3 separate regions of the Homo sapiens genome follow, and all the other regions are linked to region 1. Evidence: chromatin contacts called from ENCODE Hi-C data. All regions are on one chromosome and are shown on one strand. The core of a region is the stretch at or near the end of the contact, and the rest is flanking DNA. Distances in the headings are between cores, read along the strand shown.

Evidence for each region. A loop is a pair of places that touch in the nucleus more often than their neighbours do. Pooled maps may share reads with other maps.
Region 2: a loop to region 1 is called in a pooled map, with 12 times the contacts of the local background. The contact joins the promoter of MDN1-AS1 here to the promoter of SNX14 in region 1. A Hi-C loop is called at or near these places in 7 of 50 pooled maps.
Region 3: a pooled map shows a loop between it and region 1 (8-fold over the local background). The contact joins the promoter of MDN1 here to the promoter of SNX14 in region 1. A Hi-C loop is called at or near these places in 8 of 50 pooled maps.

What each region holds. Positions count from the first base shown.
Region 1 is chr6:85,592,555-85,595,254 of GRCh38, reverse strand. It overlaps SNX14 (sorting nexin 14), which reads left to right and starts at 1,397. Exons shown (of 29, transcript NM_153816.6): 1 at 1,397-1,676. The coding sequence starts at 1,537. RefSeq lists enhancers at 1,105-1,224, 1,535-1,704, 1,153-1,736, 1,737-2,320, 2,321-2,700 and a silencer at 1,255-1,474.
Region 2 is chr6:89,637,136-89,639,835 of GRCh38, reverse strand. MDN1-AS1 (MDN1 antisense RNA 1) reads right to left here and starts at 1,304. Exons shown (of 4, transcript NR_111915.1): 1 at 1,200-1,304. LYRM2 (LYR motif containing 2) reads left to right here and starts at 1,089. Exons shown (of 3, transcript NM_020466.5): 1 at 1,089-1,164; 2 at 1,954-2,094; 3 at 2,483-2,700. The coding sequence starts at 1,120. The coding sequence ends at 2,563. RefSeq lists enhancers at 1,290-1,339, 1,560-1,789, 1,142-2,341.
Region 3 is chr6:89,818,448-89,821,147 of GRCh38, reverse strand. It overlaps MDN1 (midasin AAA ATPase 1), which reads left to right and starts at 1,354. Exons shown (of 102, transcript NM_014611.3): 1 at 1,354-1,642. The coding sequence starts at 1,541. RefSeq lists enhancers at 417-1,036, 1,037-1,656, 1,311-1,700, 2,277-2,700.

The DNA.
Region 1 (2,700 bases), core at 148-2,647:
GCTAATCGTGAGGATCAGTGAAATTGTTTACTTTTATACACCACTGTGGAGTTGGTACCACCATTCTACAAAGCAGTTTGACTGTATCAAGAATGTTTGTTTTTACCCTTTGACCCAGTAATTGTATTAAAGTTGATTCTAAATAATTAGAAATGTGCATAGGTTTATCATCAAGGATGGTAATATCAATGGACTTTAGTGGTTAGCAATAATGGAACAGGATGGTACATTCTGATAAAGGATAATAATGCATCATTAAAGATCCATGTTTTTGTAATACGGGAAAATATTCATGAAACTACATACATCATTAAAAAACATTTGTTTCCCCACTTTGAAGGATAAGATCCTAGGAAAGAGAGATGACAGGCACAGGCTCTGTCTTTAGAACGTGTTCAAATTCCGGCTTTGTTAGTTTTATGATCCTAAGTTCCTTTCTGTCTCAGTAATTTGCCTGTATAATGATTGAAACTATAGTACTGTACCTACACCATGGGGTGAATGCATGAAGGTCAAATGAAAGTGCTTAGTGTCTGTACCGCCTAAGTAAATTTTCGCGATAATAGTCTTCCTGCATCTCTCACTGTAGCGGACAATACAGAAAAAAAAATTTAGAAATGTGATGAATTAGTAAAGGGAAAACCCCATGAGACTCTATAAGAGGGATTTTACCTAATCTGCCAACCTGCCTCTTCCAAGCACTCGGATTTTGGTTGGGCTCCCGGAGCCGGCGTGAATTGAGCTCTACCCTTGCCCGTGAGCGCGCAAAAGAGATTTTGTTGGTGGGGTGGCGGCCTGATGAGTTGTAGTCTTTATTCTAGGGCTGTTTTACTCGCCACCCCCCCAGCCCCCAACACACCCCTTTTAAAATACCGACTCAAAGGCGTCCTCCTATCCCCCTCTCCCTTAGGCGTCACGCAAAGCTCGGACCTGCTCCCACCCGGAGCCGAGTGTACGGTGAGGCGCGGAGCGTTGCGGGGTCGGGGAAGCGCTACCACCCGCTCCATCCCTCTGCGGGTTCGTGTCACGAAGACTACAGTTCCCAGCGGGCTCCACGAGCTCCGGTTGCCCCTCAGGCAGCGCCCGGCGGCTACGGGGGTGCTGTAGTTTCTTCCGGGCTCCCTACAACCTTCTTCCCTCTCCTCCGCAATACAGGCAGTTACTGGGTGCTGGGGCTGTCCTTTGATTTCCGGAAATGGCCGGTCGCCAGTGTTGTCAGAGTTTCCACGGAAGACTGCGCGCTACTCCGGCCAGGAGGGCGGAGCGGCGAGACGCTAGAGGCTTTGCGCTGGGTGACGACTTCGGGCACGTTCTACGGCCGTTCCTCTGGTCGGCTGGGGACCGCGGCCGCGCACGCGCGGCGGGGGGCGTGGGGCTGGGCCCAGCCGGACGCGACCTCAGCCTGCGGCGGCTAACTGCCGGTAGGCGTCTGTGTGCGCCGCCAAGTCGGTGGGGCGGGGACGCGAGGTGTGGATGGGGGGTCGCCTTGACCTCTGCCTCAGCCAGTAGCGCAGTCTCGGCCTCGCCGTTACGGAGATGGTGCCCTGGGTGCGGACGATGGGGCAGAAGCTGAAGCAGCGGCTGCGACTGGACGTGGGACGCGAGATCTGCCGCCAGTACCCGCTGTTCTGCTTCCTGCTGCTCTGTCTCAGCGCCGCCTCCCTGCTTCTTAACAGGTAACGCCGCAGCGCGGAGCCTGGGCGGCGGCTTTTCTCCGAAGGTGCAGACGCCCGGCCCGTGCTGCTTAACCGTGCGGAGGCCGCGTAGCTGCGGGACTGGGGACCAGTGGGGAGAGCGAGCTCCGCAGAGGAGCGGCCTCGGGGAGCACGGCGGAGCGTCGAGGCCGGAAGCACAGGCCGGTGGGGTGGGGTTGATTGCCTCCTTTCCCGAGGCTTCGTCTCCTGAGCTACCTTTTTCTCATCCATTTCTCAAAACGAGTTCTTCATCTTCGTTGCTTTTCAAAAGTGAAATCCGTGTGTCGGCTCAAATTGAGACTGTACACAGGCAGTCAAGTCAGCTGACGGAGGAGTGTTCAAGGTCCAGTTCGTAGCCGCAATTTTAGGCAGAATCCGCACACCTGCAGCGCGTTCTTCCATCTCCCCACCTCCCACCCCCTCAGCTTGCAGCTGAAGCTTTTCCCGCAGTATTGTTGAATAAAACAGACGATCATAAAGATTTGTTGGACAGAAATCAGAAAGCAAAGTGGTACCCGTCCCAACATCCTTAGAATTTTTTATTTTTGAGACGGAGTCTCGCTCTGTCACCCAGGCTGGAGTGCAGTGGTGCGGTCTCGGCTCACCGCAAGCTCCTCCTCCCGGGTTCACGCCATTCTCCTGCCTCAGCCTCCCGAGTAGCTGGGGCTACAGGCGCCCGCCACCACGCCACCACGCTACCACGCTAATTTTTTTGTATTTTTTTTTTTTTTTTTTAGTAGAGACGGGGTTTCACCGTTTTAGCCAGGATGGTCTCGATCTCCTGACCTCGTGAGCCGCCTGCCTCGGCCTCCCGAAGTGCTGGGATTACAGGCGTGAGCCACCGCACCCGGCCACATCCCTATAATATTCTTAAGAGGACTTGATGCCACCCTCCCCAAAAAAACCTGAAATATTCCGAAAGGTTAAAATTGATAAATTCAATTGACATTTTGAAATCAGAAGATTCTGCCCCCGAAATAAACTTGTTTTACTTCATTTTACTATT
Region 2 (2,700 bases), core at 55-2,554, 4.0 Mb before region 1:
GTAAAGTTCAAAAGAGCTAATGATTAGAGTTCTTACATGTGCCAGGACCTGTTCTCAGTACATTAGAGATACACAACTGAGGTAGATGCTATATTTCACTTTACAGGGGAGGTAATAGGCCAGGAGAGGGGAAATAGCCAGAACACAGCTAGGAATAGGGAGCCCCAGGATGCTAACAGGCGAGGCAAGCAAGTCCCCAGTAAACTAGTAATTGAACATTTTTCGTTCTATTTTAATTCGATACAACACCACTTGGAAAATTAATATGGCAAAGATTCGCTAACTCCACTTCTAGTGATTTAACCCAAAGGCATGTGTATTGTGGGAAAGATAAAACAACTATAAGGAAATAAAAGCAAAAGCCTGAGGCTTAGGGATGTTAGGCTCCTCGTTATTAGTGATGAAAAGTGCTTAAGACTGAAGTGGGTGAGCCATTCAAAGCTTTGTTTCAAATGATCATGAAGGCCACCGCTCCCGGAAAACCTTTGCGCTACAAAAGAACAGGACAAAAACGAGAAAGAGAAAAAACCAACACAAACTGTAAAAGAAATTAACACTTTCAATTTTAGTATTTTCAACTATACACATTTTTAAAGGCTCGAAAGAACATTTAAATACGTTTTCACCTCTTTCCCCCAAAAAAACCTTAACTTTTTTTTCGAGACAGGGTCTCGCTCTGTCGCCCAGGATGGAGTGCAGTGGTGCGATCTCGGATCACTGCAACCTTCACTTCTCGGGTTCAAGCGATTCTCCTGCCTCAGCATCCCGAGGAGCTGGGATTACAGGCACCTTACAGGCCTCCCAGAGTGCTTGGGACTGCAGGTGAGAGCCACCGCGCCCGGCCTCCTTCACTTTCATTTGAACTCTCTTTACCAGGAACTGTGTTAAGTGCCCTACCTTTCTTCTTTATCAAAACGACCCTATGGTGCACTGTTATCCTATTTTACCGACGAGAAAACTTCGGCCAGCGCAGCAGCTAGGGCTCAGTCCCGAAGCCTCGCGCTCTCAGTCCGAGAGCAACCCGCGGGCCGTCTCCTAGGAAACCGGGCTCGCCACACCCCTTGGTCGAACCCCACTTCCGCTCCTGCGCGCTGAGGCTCCGGCGGACCTCTGGTGGACATGGCTGCTTCCCGCTTACCCCCAGCGACGCTAACGTTAAAGCAGGTACCGGCGGTTCTCTGCCTTCCAAAGCAGCTTACCTGGGTCTGAGCTGGATTCTCCATCTGTCCCTATCCCCAACGGGGCGGGTTCCGGGGTCCTGATGCGGCGTGCGCGCCCTCTGAGATTGGCCCGATGCCTGCGGGGCGGTGCTTCGCTCCGCGGGGCCTGACGGGAGGCACTGGCTGCTTCCTTGGTTTGGTGCGATCGCGTGAGACAGCGTCAGGCGCTTGATTTCCCTGAGTCCCGGTGCCTCAGCTGCCCAGTGCCCACGGTAAAAGTCTATTGCACTGAGCTGTGGCAAACAGCAAATGAGATTACCAAAGATTTGAACAACTGTTAATTTAGAAAAAGTGCTGTCGTTGTAATAACAACTTCTAGGAGACCGGCAGCCCTTTTCAGCCCGGTAGGCAGCTCCTGATTTTTTAATGGTTCTTAGGTTTGACAGAGCAGTAAGCAAAAAGATCAGATGAACCTCGTGATGCTTTCTTTAAAACATCTTTTTGAGACAGGGCCTCACTCTCGCCCAGGCTGAGTGCAGTAGCGCAATGAAGGCTTACCTCAGCTTAGACCTCCTGGGCTCAAGTGATCCTCCCATCTTGGCCTCCCAAAGTGCTGGGATTACAGGCCTGAGCCACTGCATCTGGCCAAAAAAAGAAAAAAAAAAGTTTTTCTTTGCCTTTTTCAAAATTGACCAACGAGAAGTACTCTGGTTACAGCTTGGTTTGCTGAAGTAGAACTTTCCAGGCTGGCGATTGTGCAGTAGTAATTGCTATTTACTCCTCCCTTTTACAGTTCGTAAGAAGGCAACAAGTTCTTCTCCTCTACAGAAGGATTTTGCAAACAATTCGGCAAGTTCCAAATGATTCTGATCGCAAATACCTGAAAGATTGGGCAAGAGAAGAATTCAGAAGAAACAAAAGTGCCACCGAAGAGGTGAGAACAAAATCATGGTGAGGACAGATCCTAACCCTTTTTATTGATCAGTGAATTTTTTTTTTTAAGTTTAGCAGACATCTTGGAATATAGTGCCACTGAGCTGGTATATCTTGATCATTGCTTGTAATGTTACCGATTTTAAATTATTATTTTAAAATTTAGTATTTTAAAATATGTAGATAAAAGAGTATCTACACTCTTCAGCATCATCACTTGACTTTTATGTTGTACATTTTATATGTATGTATGTGGAACTCTTTTAGCTTTTCTAAAAGGCAGCAGTTCCAATAGGTAGTATTGGTTCTTGATTTTAACAGATAAAATGGTATAGCTATACCTTGTTTAACCAGGTAAAACTATAACCAGATTTCACTTTATTCTACAGGATACAATCCGGATGATGATTACTCAAGGCAATATGCAGCTCAAGGAGTTAGAAAAAACACTTGCTTTAGCAAAATCTTAACTATAGCATTATTCTGAAGGATTTTCAAAGTCTCCATGTGTTTTGTTGCATTTAGGATTAACAATGGACAACACAAAGCCCAGTCTTACTATTTATATGTACAGTATTTGGTGATAGAGAGCAAAGGAAAAACACAT
Region 3 (2,700 bases), core at 105-2,604, 4.2 Mb before region 1:
CTGGTCTCCAACTCCTTATCTCGTGATCTGCCTGCCTTGCCTTGAGCCACTGCGCCCAGCCCACAAGTGCACTTTTAATGTTATGGACTCTACTATTTTTTATGACTTCCAGAATATGCTATAACTTACACCCCATAGTTTAATATTCCCAATTGAACATTTTCTTCCAATATCTGTATTAAGAAAACTGCAAGGGGTGTCTTTGTCACACTTAGTGAGGATTTCCGCAGGCTAGAGTCCTACAAGGGGAATTGCTGGGGCAGAATGTTAACTAGTTAGGTATGAGCAGAACAGGAGAGCGCTCCCCACCCCACACATACCAGGACTATTGGGTGACAATCAAACGATGGTCAGGCGGTTCTTAACTGTTTCTCTAACGTTCACCGGGGCCAGCGAAAGGCAGTCTCCTAATAGAAAACACCTGAAACTGATCAGTAGCTTCCCAGTAAGATCTCAGGAGTGGGGAGAAGCAATGCAAGTTCCCCAAAGTATGCCAACATATAAAACTTCAAGTCAACAGGTCAAGCTGCGCACTTGGTTTCTCAAGTCGCCTGCTTGGCAGTCTTCCAAGTTGTACTTTCCTCCTTTTCTTTCCGTCCCGTTCTAAAGCTTTTTGATAAACTTTTACTTCTATTCTGAAACTTGTCTAGGTCTATCCTGCCTTATGCCCTTCGTGGAATTATTTCTTCTGAGGAGGCAAGAACTAAGGTTACTGCTGACCCCTACCTATACAGGGGGTAACTGCCACCGCTAACAAGAAGGGGAGAATCAGCTTTTCTTTCTTTTTTTGAGACAGTAAAAGTCTGCTGTGTCGCGCGGCTGGAGTGCAGCTGCACGATCTCGGCTTACTGTAACCTCCGTCTCCCGGGTTCAAGCGATTCTCCTGCCTCAGCCTCCCGAGTAGCTGGGACTACAGGCGCGCGCCACCACGCCCGGCTAATTTTTGTATTTTTAGTAGAGAAGGGGGTTTCACCATGTTGCCCAGGCTGGTCTCGAACTGCTAACCTCAAGTGATCTGCCCTCCTCGGCCTCCCAAAATGCTGGGATAAAGACATGCGCCACCGCGCCCGGCCGAGAATCAGCTTTTCTCTCACATCTGATCTTTCCGTGTGTTAAGGCAGAAGCAAGGCACGGTGGGCTGAGACTCACACGCCCCCTCTTTCCTCCCCGGCCTAACGCACTCTTCTTTCTGTCCCACCACGTGCTGTGTTCGCGAGTCCCCATCACTCCTGCATCCAAACCGACTAGATTTTTGTTTCCATTTCCCTCCCGGAAAAGGCGGGACAGCGAAGACTGGCGTTTCCGCCGCTGAGGGGCTGAGGCCGGGAGGGCGCAGCGTAGCCGTCCCGAGCTGATGACGTCAAACGCCGTGTGCTCACCCACGTGTGGTGCCCCTCTCCCGGTGTAGGCGCTGGAGCTGAGGACGCCTTTCCTGCGGGCGTAGTTGCTGGCTGCTCGGGCACTGGGACCTCGGCGGCTTGGGGACGCTGGCCGCGAAGTAGGGAGCGCAGGTGGCCGCTCGGGGTGAGGGCCCTGGGTCATGGAGCACTTCTTGCTGGAGGTGGCAGCCGCGCCGCTGCGGTTAATCGCAGCCAAGAACGAGAAGAGCCGCAGTGAGTTGGGCAGGTTCTTGGCCAAGCAGGTAAGACGTGAAGGGAGAGGGAAAGCGCCGGAACGACTGGGTCGCCCCACTAGTAAGCTTCCTGCGCTCCCCCGCCGATACTCGCCGCTTTAAGTGGGGAGTGGTGCAGCCTCAGGTCAAGCTGGCCCCCTCCTGTGGGCTGGCGCAGGTCGTGGAGGTTTCCGAGCGTGTTTGAGGCGATTGGAAGGAGTCTTTTGTTTTTATCTGGGGGAGCCTTCCAGTACCCTTCCCATCGCCTCTCACCCCTATGCAAGCGCTTTGGCTGCTTGTGGCAGAGGTGGCCTTCCCAAAGGAATGTGGTTTGTTTTTCTGAAATTGAGGTTGCGTTTCTGCCGTTTTGACAAGTGTACGTATCACCTAAGTGTGCGTAGTGCAGCCACTCCTGTTAGTTTGGGGAACCATCGACAAATACTGATTGCATTCCTGCTGTGCGTAAGGAACGGTGTGGCGCTGTGAGAAAGTGGATAGATAAATTCGTTACGATCTCTGCCATGAGGGAAATTTGCATCTGTTTTTGGAGACAGTTCGTAAACACTTACAACAGCTGAAGTACAGAGCAAGACAGCTCATACTCACTGTAACTAACTATACAAATTATAAGGTTAATTAGAGTTTTCTGGGAAATAGGTCTTCGGGCTTTTAAGAACCTTCTCATTGACTCCTTCTATCTGAGTTGAAGACACTTTTTTTTTTTTTTTGAGACGGAGTCTCGCTGTGTCGCCAGGCTGGAGTGCAGTGGCGCGATCTCGGCTTACTGCACCCTCCGCCTCCCGGGTTCAGGCGATTCTCCTGCCTCACCCTCTCAGTAGCTGGGATTACAGGCGAGCGCCACCATGCCTAGCTACTTTTTGTATTTTTAGTAGAGACGGGGTTTCACCATGTTGGCCAGGATGGTCTCGATCTCTTGACCTCGTGATCCACCCGCCTCAGCCTCCCAAAGTGCTGGGATTACAGGCGTGAGCCACGGGACAGGTGAGTGTGGTCCCAGGTACTTGGGTCCCAGGTGTGGCTAATTAAAAAAAAAATTTTTTTTTTGTAGTTGTAAGGTCCCCCTTTGT